Linked DNA regions of Homo sapiens: region 2 is linked to region 1. Evidence: chromatin contacts called from ENCODE Hi-C or POLR2A ChIA-PET data. All regions are on one chromosome and are shown on one strand. Each heading gives the region's core, a stretch centred on a gene start or an enhancer-like site at or near the end of the contact. The rest is flanking DNA. Distances are from core to core; before and after follow the strand shown. Region 1 holds the start of ABCB4 (ATP binding cassette subfamily B member 4). Region 2 has its middle 29 kb from the start of TP53TG1.

Evidence for each region. Hi-C counts contacts between places; a loop is a spot of excess contacts on that map. ChIA-PET counts read pairs that join two places held with the same protein, here RNA polymerase II (POLR2A). Pooled maps may share reads with other maps.
Region 2: a map with no recorded cell type shows a loop between it and region 1 (11-fold over the local background). The contact joins the enhancer-like site here to the promoter of ABCB4 in region 1. A Hi-C loop is called at or near these places in 17 of 37 single-sample maps with no recorded cell type and 7 of 50 pooled maps. POLR2A ChIA-PET finds 5 or more read pairs at or near these places in 1 of 52 experiments (HepG2).

Annotation. Positions count from the first base shown.
Region 1 is chr7:87,473,849-87,477,807 of GRCh38, reverse strand. ABCB4 (ATP binding cassette subfamily B member 4) reads left to right here and starts at 2,128. Exons shown (of 28, transcript NM_000443.4): 1 at 2,128-2,174; 2 at 2,337-2,422. The coding sequence starts at 2,343. RefSeq lists silencers at 1,752-2,001, 2,052-2,251, 2,262-2,401 and an enhancer at 2,872-2,941.
Region 2 is chr7:87,314,181-87,318,139 of GRCh38, reverse strand. No RefSeq gene overlaps it. Among named protein-coding and RNA genes, the nearest start is that of TP53TG1, 29 kb to the left of the region's middle. Within about 2 kb of position 1,704, at least 5 of the 41 ENCODE cell types and tissues checked have a DNase peak (open chromatin) inside an H3K27ac peak, as active enhancers do.

The sequences.
Region 1 (3,959 bases), core at 879-3,378:
GATGGAATTCTCAGTGATACTGCACTGTTATCAAATAAATATAAAAGGAGCTCCTGGAATTGGATGTAATACAGGTAAAGAAGTAAACACAGCCATATAGGCATGGCTTCTTGCAGGGACAACTTTGTGAATCGGCTCAGACAGACAGACAGGCAAATACACCTCATTGCCTCATACATGTTATTTGCTTTAGTTTTTGTTCTGAACCTTCCTACTCCTTCAAGTATCTGCATTTACTTTATCAAATTCTCTTTTATTAGAGACTGAAGAAACTGTCATCTCCTTATGTGCTAATGAGTTTAATAATGTCCTCCAGTCACCACAAGCCTTCTTTCAAACTACACAATTCCAACTGCTTCCGTCTCAGAGTATCTTGAAATAATGATCTGACCGCCTGTTAGACCAGTGAAGGGAAGGAATTTGGGTTGATTTAAGAAGAGAATCCTCATGGTCATGGTAGACTGATATGGAGAGAAAACATTTTGAGGAAAAATACTCAACTAAATTCATTTCTACTCCAGCATGCAGTTTCAAGTCAAGTTCCACCTTAGCTCCAGGTGGCAGGCAGAGCAGGATGCAGAGGCACAGCACAAGTAAGGGGTGAGTGCCGAAGCTGCTGGCTCCTGTTCCAGTCTTTCTTCCTTGGCCTCGCCTGAACTTTTACTATAATAATAGTCACCATTTATTAGGTGTCTCCTACGTGCAGGACACTTTACACACAGTATCCCTAATCCTAATAACACCCTTATTTTATAGATCCAATGACTGAGTCAAGAATTACATAACCTGGCCAGACAGCTGGTACATGGGAAAGGTGAGATTCACACCAGGGTCCACCCAGCATCTCTACTTATACCATGCTCTGCTTTAAGGTTCTCTGAGAACTCAGACAAGCCTTGGGCTAACAATTGTGTTAACAGGACATAGCAGGTGCAAGGACCCACTGGTCATCCTGCTACCTGATCAGAAGGAAGGAAAGTTGTATTTGTTGCTCACCTACTATGTTTTAGGCATAGTACTAGGTGCTTTTACCTAGTACTTAATTCCCTTATCCTCAACTCATTTATTCCTCGCAATAACCTGATAAGGGAGATGTTTTTATCCTCATTTTACATATAAGGAAACAGGCCTAGAGAAATGAGCACAGTGTCCAAAGTCACATAGTTAATAAGATGTGAAGCTCTGAGTTTGAAAGTCTCCGGTTTCAAAGCCATGAAACTTATGGCTCCCCGTTTTAGACACTTCCTTTTGGGAAGAGTGTGGAGGAATTAATCAGAAAGAAGAAAGTCATACTCAAATAGGTGGTAGGAGCAGAGACAATTCAATACAGACAGAAGTCTTAGATGAGAGCAGTGAGCCAGGGCACTGGACTGGGACTCAGGAGGCTTCCCCTAGACTCTGGTTCCACCGATGCAGCCTCAGGCAGGACTTCACCTCTCTGGGCATCCGTTTCTTCATATGTTAAACATACGGGGTTTTAATTAGATGATCGCTGAAGACCCCTCTAGCCCTAAAACTCTGTGTCTCTTAAGTGCTAAGAGGGCACCAACAGCGTTCCTCCTCCCCAAGGAGCATAATGTGATGGTTCCTGCCGGCCCTGGCTGACTCTCGCCGTCCTTGGAGATAATTGGGTTCAGTGCCACCTGGACCAGAACTGGGGATGCGGAAGCAAGAGGCGAGTCTATTGCTCTCTCTCGGTCCTGGGCCGCCCTGTGATTGTTGGGCGTCCGGAAACTGTCTCCCCTATGGGTTTAAAAACAAAACTGAGCGCCCATGGGGTGTGACAGTCATCTGCAGGGGCTTGGGTGGCCCATCAGGCGAGGCTTTCTCGGCACCCGAGGCTCCAGCCTGATCTCGGTCTTATCCTGCGACCGGGCTGGTTCTGGCGGGTCGCCAGGGTGGGCGGCGGCCCCAGCCGGGCGCCCCGGCGGCAAGAGCGGCAGGCTGCGCCCCTGGCCCGCGCCTAGCCTGGGGAGAGAGCTGGGCGGGCGGCGGGAGCTGCTCTCGCGGGCCGCGGCCCTCGCCCTGGCTGCAACGGTAGGCGTTTCCCGGGCCGGACGCGCGTGGGGGGCGGGGGCGGGGGCGGGGGCGAGGCCGCGGCGAGCAAAGTCCAGGCCCCTCTGCTGCAGCGCCCGCGCGTCCAGAGGCCCTGCCAGACACGCGCGAGGTTCGAGGTGAGAGAGGTCCGGGCGCGTCTGGCCTCGAAGGGAGACCCGGGACGTGGGGCGCGGGGCGGGAGTGGCCGGACCTCCACCCAGTGCCCCCGGGCCCCGCGACTCGTGCGCCGGGCCGCCGGAGAGGGTGTACTTGGTTCTGAGGCTGTGGTTTCTCCTCAGGCTGAGATGGATCTTGAGGCGGCAAAGAACGGAACAGCCTGGCGCCCCACGAGCGCGGAGGGCGACTTTGAACTGGGCATCAGCAGGTACATCCCCAGCAGCCACTGGCTTTTCCGTTACACGCCAATCAGCAGGACTAAGTTCACCCTTGGAAAGAAGTTGTAAAAATCGGTTGATGCCTTTGAAGACCTTTGTTTTGGAGGCTTCTTTGAAGGGTCTTGCATCCGGTTCTGACCTTGGAGCAAACGTGTTGTGTGGCCTCAAAGAATGTCACTGAGGCTCCTTTTGGAACAGATTCAGGAAGAAAAGGCTGTCTTGAAAAGTGCTCCCTTCCCTTTGTGCAGGGGGGATTCAATGAATATCTGCATTGTATAACATTCATTGTATTACGTAACTCTTGAAACTTTTACAAATGACTTTCATATACATCATCTGATTGTTCAGACTTAAAGGGTGTCAGACATCTGCTGTTGATGGCTGTGCTTTTTGAACAAGGGCAGTGAAGCAAAAACTCCCTCCCCTCCTGCCCATCCCCTGTTATGTCTCTTCCTCCTTGTCTTACCCCTCCCCCTCCTCTCATCGCCAGGCTTATTTGTATTTCTCCTTTCTGGGAGGATAGGTGGGGAGGGGGAACTTCTGTACATCCGAATCAGTTTTGTTCAAGTGGTAGGGGGAAGCAGCGCTTCCTTTGCCTTCATGTCTTTCTCGGTTCCCCTGGCCCTTGTTAAACTCACTTCACAGGCTTTATGAGCGGGGCAGAAGTTCCCAGTCAATGGCGTGTGTCTTTGTTTCCTCTTTCACTGTGGGAATAGTGAATCATTTTCGCCTTTAGCCTGAAATAGTTTATGAGGCTATTACGGTCTCTGAGTTCATACCAGGCTACCCAGAAAAAATTGACCTGTGTCAAGTGATCACCCAGAGGGACAAATTTATCAGTCTCTGTAGTTTGTCCTCAAGCTGCTAGGGGCTTGATTAGCTAACTGAAAACATGCCTACCTGATGCTTAAACTGAAGCATTATTTTAGCCTGTTAATGTGGTTGTGCAGTAACCTTGCTGTATTTCTTCTAAGCACCATTGTATTTTTTCATAGAAAATTTAGTTTTGCCATGTAGAATTGAAAAAGTGATAGATGGTGTTACTTCCAATGGAAGTACTTACACACGCAATAGAAAAATATGGTTTTCATCAGCTGGCTGTTTAGGCAGGGATTGACTGTGAGTCTATTAATAGATGGCATTTTCATGAAGAAGTCTATTTATGTATTGCACTGGCTTAACATTTGATGCGTGTGCAAAGGAGCTATTCCTACAAAAGGTGTAGTAACACTTCAGAACCCAGGAAAGTCCTCAGAGGGGAAGCCCACAGCTTCTGCTGGAAAGAAGAAAGCAGCTCAAAAGAGAAATACAGAAAGTTAACAATAAGTTAAGACCACATGATTATGAAATCAAATGTAGTGAAACTAATTTTTATAAAAGCAGACCAAAGATAATATATTTAAAGGAAGTTAAGCCTGCTTCAATCAAATTAGTTATATTCTTGTTCTAATTATGTTGCTATTGCCCATGGCACATTCTTTTGAACATATTTAGTGGCAGATGTTTGTCCAGTGATTTTAGTCAATA
Region 2 (3,959 bases), core at 455-2,954, 160 kb after region 1:
AGTCTCAGCAACCATGAGCAATGTTGAGAAAATGATAGCAAGGAGATGGAGGCATAATTTGTGGACCTGAGGATGGCACTAGCCACCCCCATATTACATCTACAAATATAAGTGGGCACTACAGAGGCACCCTGCTCACCCCTGCCCAGGCTTCCCCAACACATCTGTGAGTCTCCTCTGAATGAAAAAACCAGCTCCATACTTGACTTCATGTTTGTGTTGGTTTTTGAACTTGCTGAGACCTGTCTGACACATCACTTGCCTTTCATTGTGGCTGTGTTCTCTGAGGTCTTAAATCCAGCCTGCCCTTTAGATCTCAATACCTGGCAGGCCACCTCCACCCAAGCTTCTTGATAGCGCGGGAAGAGGGAGGTAAATGAGAGACCCCAAGACTGGGCTAGCTGGCTGCTGGCTGTTGAGACATTCCCAGCAGAGATTAATAGTATGAATACTAATACAAAGAATAGCTACCATTCATTAATACTTGATAGTATTAATACAATCAGCAGCTTCCCCATCCTTGCACTGCTGAATCTTTTATGTACATTATCACATGTAATCCTCTCAGTAGTCCTAGCAGATGATACTATTATCCCCATTGTACAGGTTTAGGAAAGTGAGCAACTTGCCCCAAATCATCCAACAGAGCTAAAATTCCTGTCTAATTTGGCCTGCCCCCAAGTCTCTGCTCCTACCTTTGATGTACAGCTTTGTCAGCTGTCCCAGAATGTCAGGAAACAACCCAGAGGCTGTGGCTGCTGCTGCTTGCAGCTACTCGCAGCTACTCCAGCTTCCTTGTACTTCAGAGAGCACAAGGAAGGTCAGGAATTTAAATGAGCTCCTCTCTGCCTGGGCTTGCCATCCCTGCATGTGAAGAGGTTGTGGAAGAGAAGCCATCCTCACTTGTGTCATTGCAATTTTTTCTTTCTTTTCTAATTAACCATAGGTGCCATGAGCAGAAAGGTACCTCTTTTTAAAAACCATCCACCAGTTTCCAAAGTATCCTGTCCTCTAGGATAGGCTTTGTGCCTCTTGCTGCCCCCAGGGTGAATGAATAGGATCTTATTATTTGGATTTTTACTTAGTGAGTAAAGTAAATACAATTTACTTATAAACAAGTGCTGCAGCTAACTCTTTGGCAATCAAAGCACAAGATGAAACTTGAGTTCTGTCATGCCAAGGACTCCAGGATGAGTCACTCTAACTCCATATCAAATCAGGAAATAAGCATAAACATTGTATTAAGAATACAAAAAGAATTTAGTTAGATTCATCCTCTTATTTAAGAAGTTGGAAACTTTTCATCAGAAGAGCGCCATGGAAAGGAAAGTCCAGGGAATAAAGGATAGTGTTCAAAGATAGTTACTGATACTGACATAAGACTTCCTAGAATTTATAGCTGTATTTTGAGGGAGTGTTTAGGAATAAATCTTTCCATTTATGAATGTTTGTTGTCATGGTTAAATTTATAAAGTGTCAAAAACCCATTTTAGAAAATGCTGGTCCAGACCCTTGCTACTCACTGTGGTCCAGGAACAAGTAGTATTGATGTCACCTGGGAACTTATTAGACTCTAGGGCCTCACCCCAGAACTACTGAATCAGAATCTTCAGTTTCACAAAATCCCCAGGTGATTTCTATGTAGTAGTCTAGACTGGCAAATAATAGCAGCTGGGAGTTTTGGTGGTCAGTGGAACCTAAAGTGATACTGAGGCCCATCCTGAAAGAAGTTACTGGGCAGGCAAGGGGAGTAGGTGGACTTTCCGTGGAGTGAATGGCCTGCAGCAAAAGGGTAGGTGGCACTTCCAGCTGGGCAGGGGACTCATATCTGTGGCAGCAACGCTTCCTTTTATTGAGTCCATTATGCCTAGTGAGGGAAGCCTGCTGAAATAATTTAACCAACTTCTGCAGATTCACTGCCCCATATGGTCCACTAACAAAACCTTTCTATATTTTCAGAACTGCTACAGATTTTGTGTGTGTATGTGTGTATACATGTACATACATGTGTACACGTGTGTGCATATATATGTAAAATAATTGCAATATTATGATTGTGAGAAAGGTGCCGATTTGCCTTTTTAAAGCCACACTTTCAGCCAATAAAACAAAAAATTCCCTGAAACATTTCAACCCAAAATTTCGTTTTCAGAAACCAGATACCTATCTAAGTTATAGAACTGACATTTAGAAGTGCTTATAAATGAGCTTCTAAATGAAAAATAATGTTGAGTAATGGAAAATCTGGAATCCTTTATTTAAATTCAGCATCTTCTTCTGGGAAATAGGGATAATGATACTTACTGGCGGGTTGTAGTAAGATGCATAGTGAGATACATGGTATGTTGTTGTTGTTGTTGTTTTGGAGATGGAGTCTTGCTCTATCACCCAGACTGCAATGCAGTGGCACAATCTTGGCTCACTGCAACCTCCACCTCCCGGGTTCAAGCAATTCTCCTGCCTCAGCCTCCCGAGTAGCTGAGACTATAGGCATCCACCATCATGCCCGGCTAATTTTTGTATATTAGTAGAGACGGGGTTTCACTGTGTTGCCCAGGCTGGTCTCGAACTCCTGAGCTCAGGCAATCCACCCACCTTAGCCTCCCAAAGTGCTGGGATTACAGGCATGAGCCACCACGCCTGGCCAATACAAGTTATGTTTTCTAAACTGATAAAATTATTAGAATCAGCATTCATTTACACCAGTGTAAACACAGCATTAGCCTCACTGACTATCTACATACAAAACCAGTGAGAATTGAGGTTCCAGGCAAGGTACATCTGACTCTTGAAAGCAGCAGAGCTTGACTCAACGTTAAGTTCTCAATTGTATGAACTTCAAAGCTTATTTGCGACCATATATGATAAGTAGAGTTAAAAATGAATGACTACAGAGGAGATAAGTGAGAGACCCCTTTTATAAAAGGGACAGTTGTCACCCATCTTGCCAGGAATGATGACAAGGAAGGATGGAAATTGTCATGATCCTAACAATTCACTGGACCCAGGGTCAACCCAAGCCAATAATACCAGAATTTCTTCATATTGTCCTGCCAAAGAGGATATTTTAGATGAATATAGAGCAGGCCCACCCCAGACCTATTGCTCTTCATAACAAGCTTTATATAGCCCAAGAGCTGTCTCCTCAGCTCCCCACCGTGGCCCCCTCCCAAACTGTTTAGTTACCTTTTGCTGCATAACAAACTACCCTACACTTAGTGGCTTACCAGAGCAAGTCATTATTTCTCATGAATCTATGGTTTGAGTGGGCCCTTCCAGACAATCCCATTATCCAGGTTGTCTTTTCTTTTCTTTACTTTCTCCCTTCCTTTCTTTCTTTCTTTATTTTATTTTATTTTATTTTTTGATGTAGTCTCACTCTGTTGCCCAGGCTTGAGTGTAGTGGCACGATCTGGGCTCACTGTAACCTTGACCTCCTGGGTTCAAGCAATTCTCCTGCCTCAGCCTCCCAAGTAGCTGGGATTATAGGTGCCTGCCACCATGCCCGGGTAATTTTTGCATTTTTAGTAGAGGCAGAGTTTCACCATGTTGGCCAGGCTGGTATCGAACTCCTGGCCTCAGGAGTTTATATATATATATATGCCTTGGCCTCTCAAAGTGCTGGGATTACAGGTGTGAGCCACCGTGCCCAGCCTCAAGGTCAGTTTTTGTTTTTGTTTTTTGAGATGGAGTTTCACCCTTGTAGCCTAGTCTGGAGTGCAATGGCACGATCTTGGCTCACTGCAACCTCCCCCTCCTGGGTTCAAGTGATTCTCCTGCCTCAGCCTCCCAAGTAGCTGGGATTACAGGTGTGAGCCACCACTCCTGTCTAATTTTGTATTTTTGGTAGAGATGGGGTTTTTCCATGTTGGTCAGGCTGGTCTCGAACTCCCAACCTCAAGTGATCCACCCGCCTCAGCCTCTCAAAGTGCTGGGATTACAGGCATGAGCCACCACAC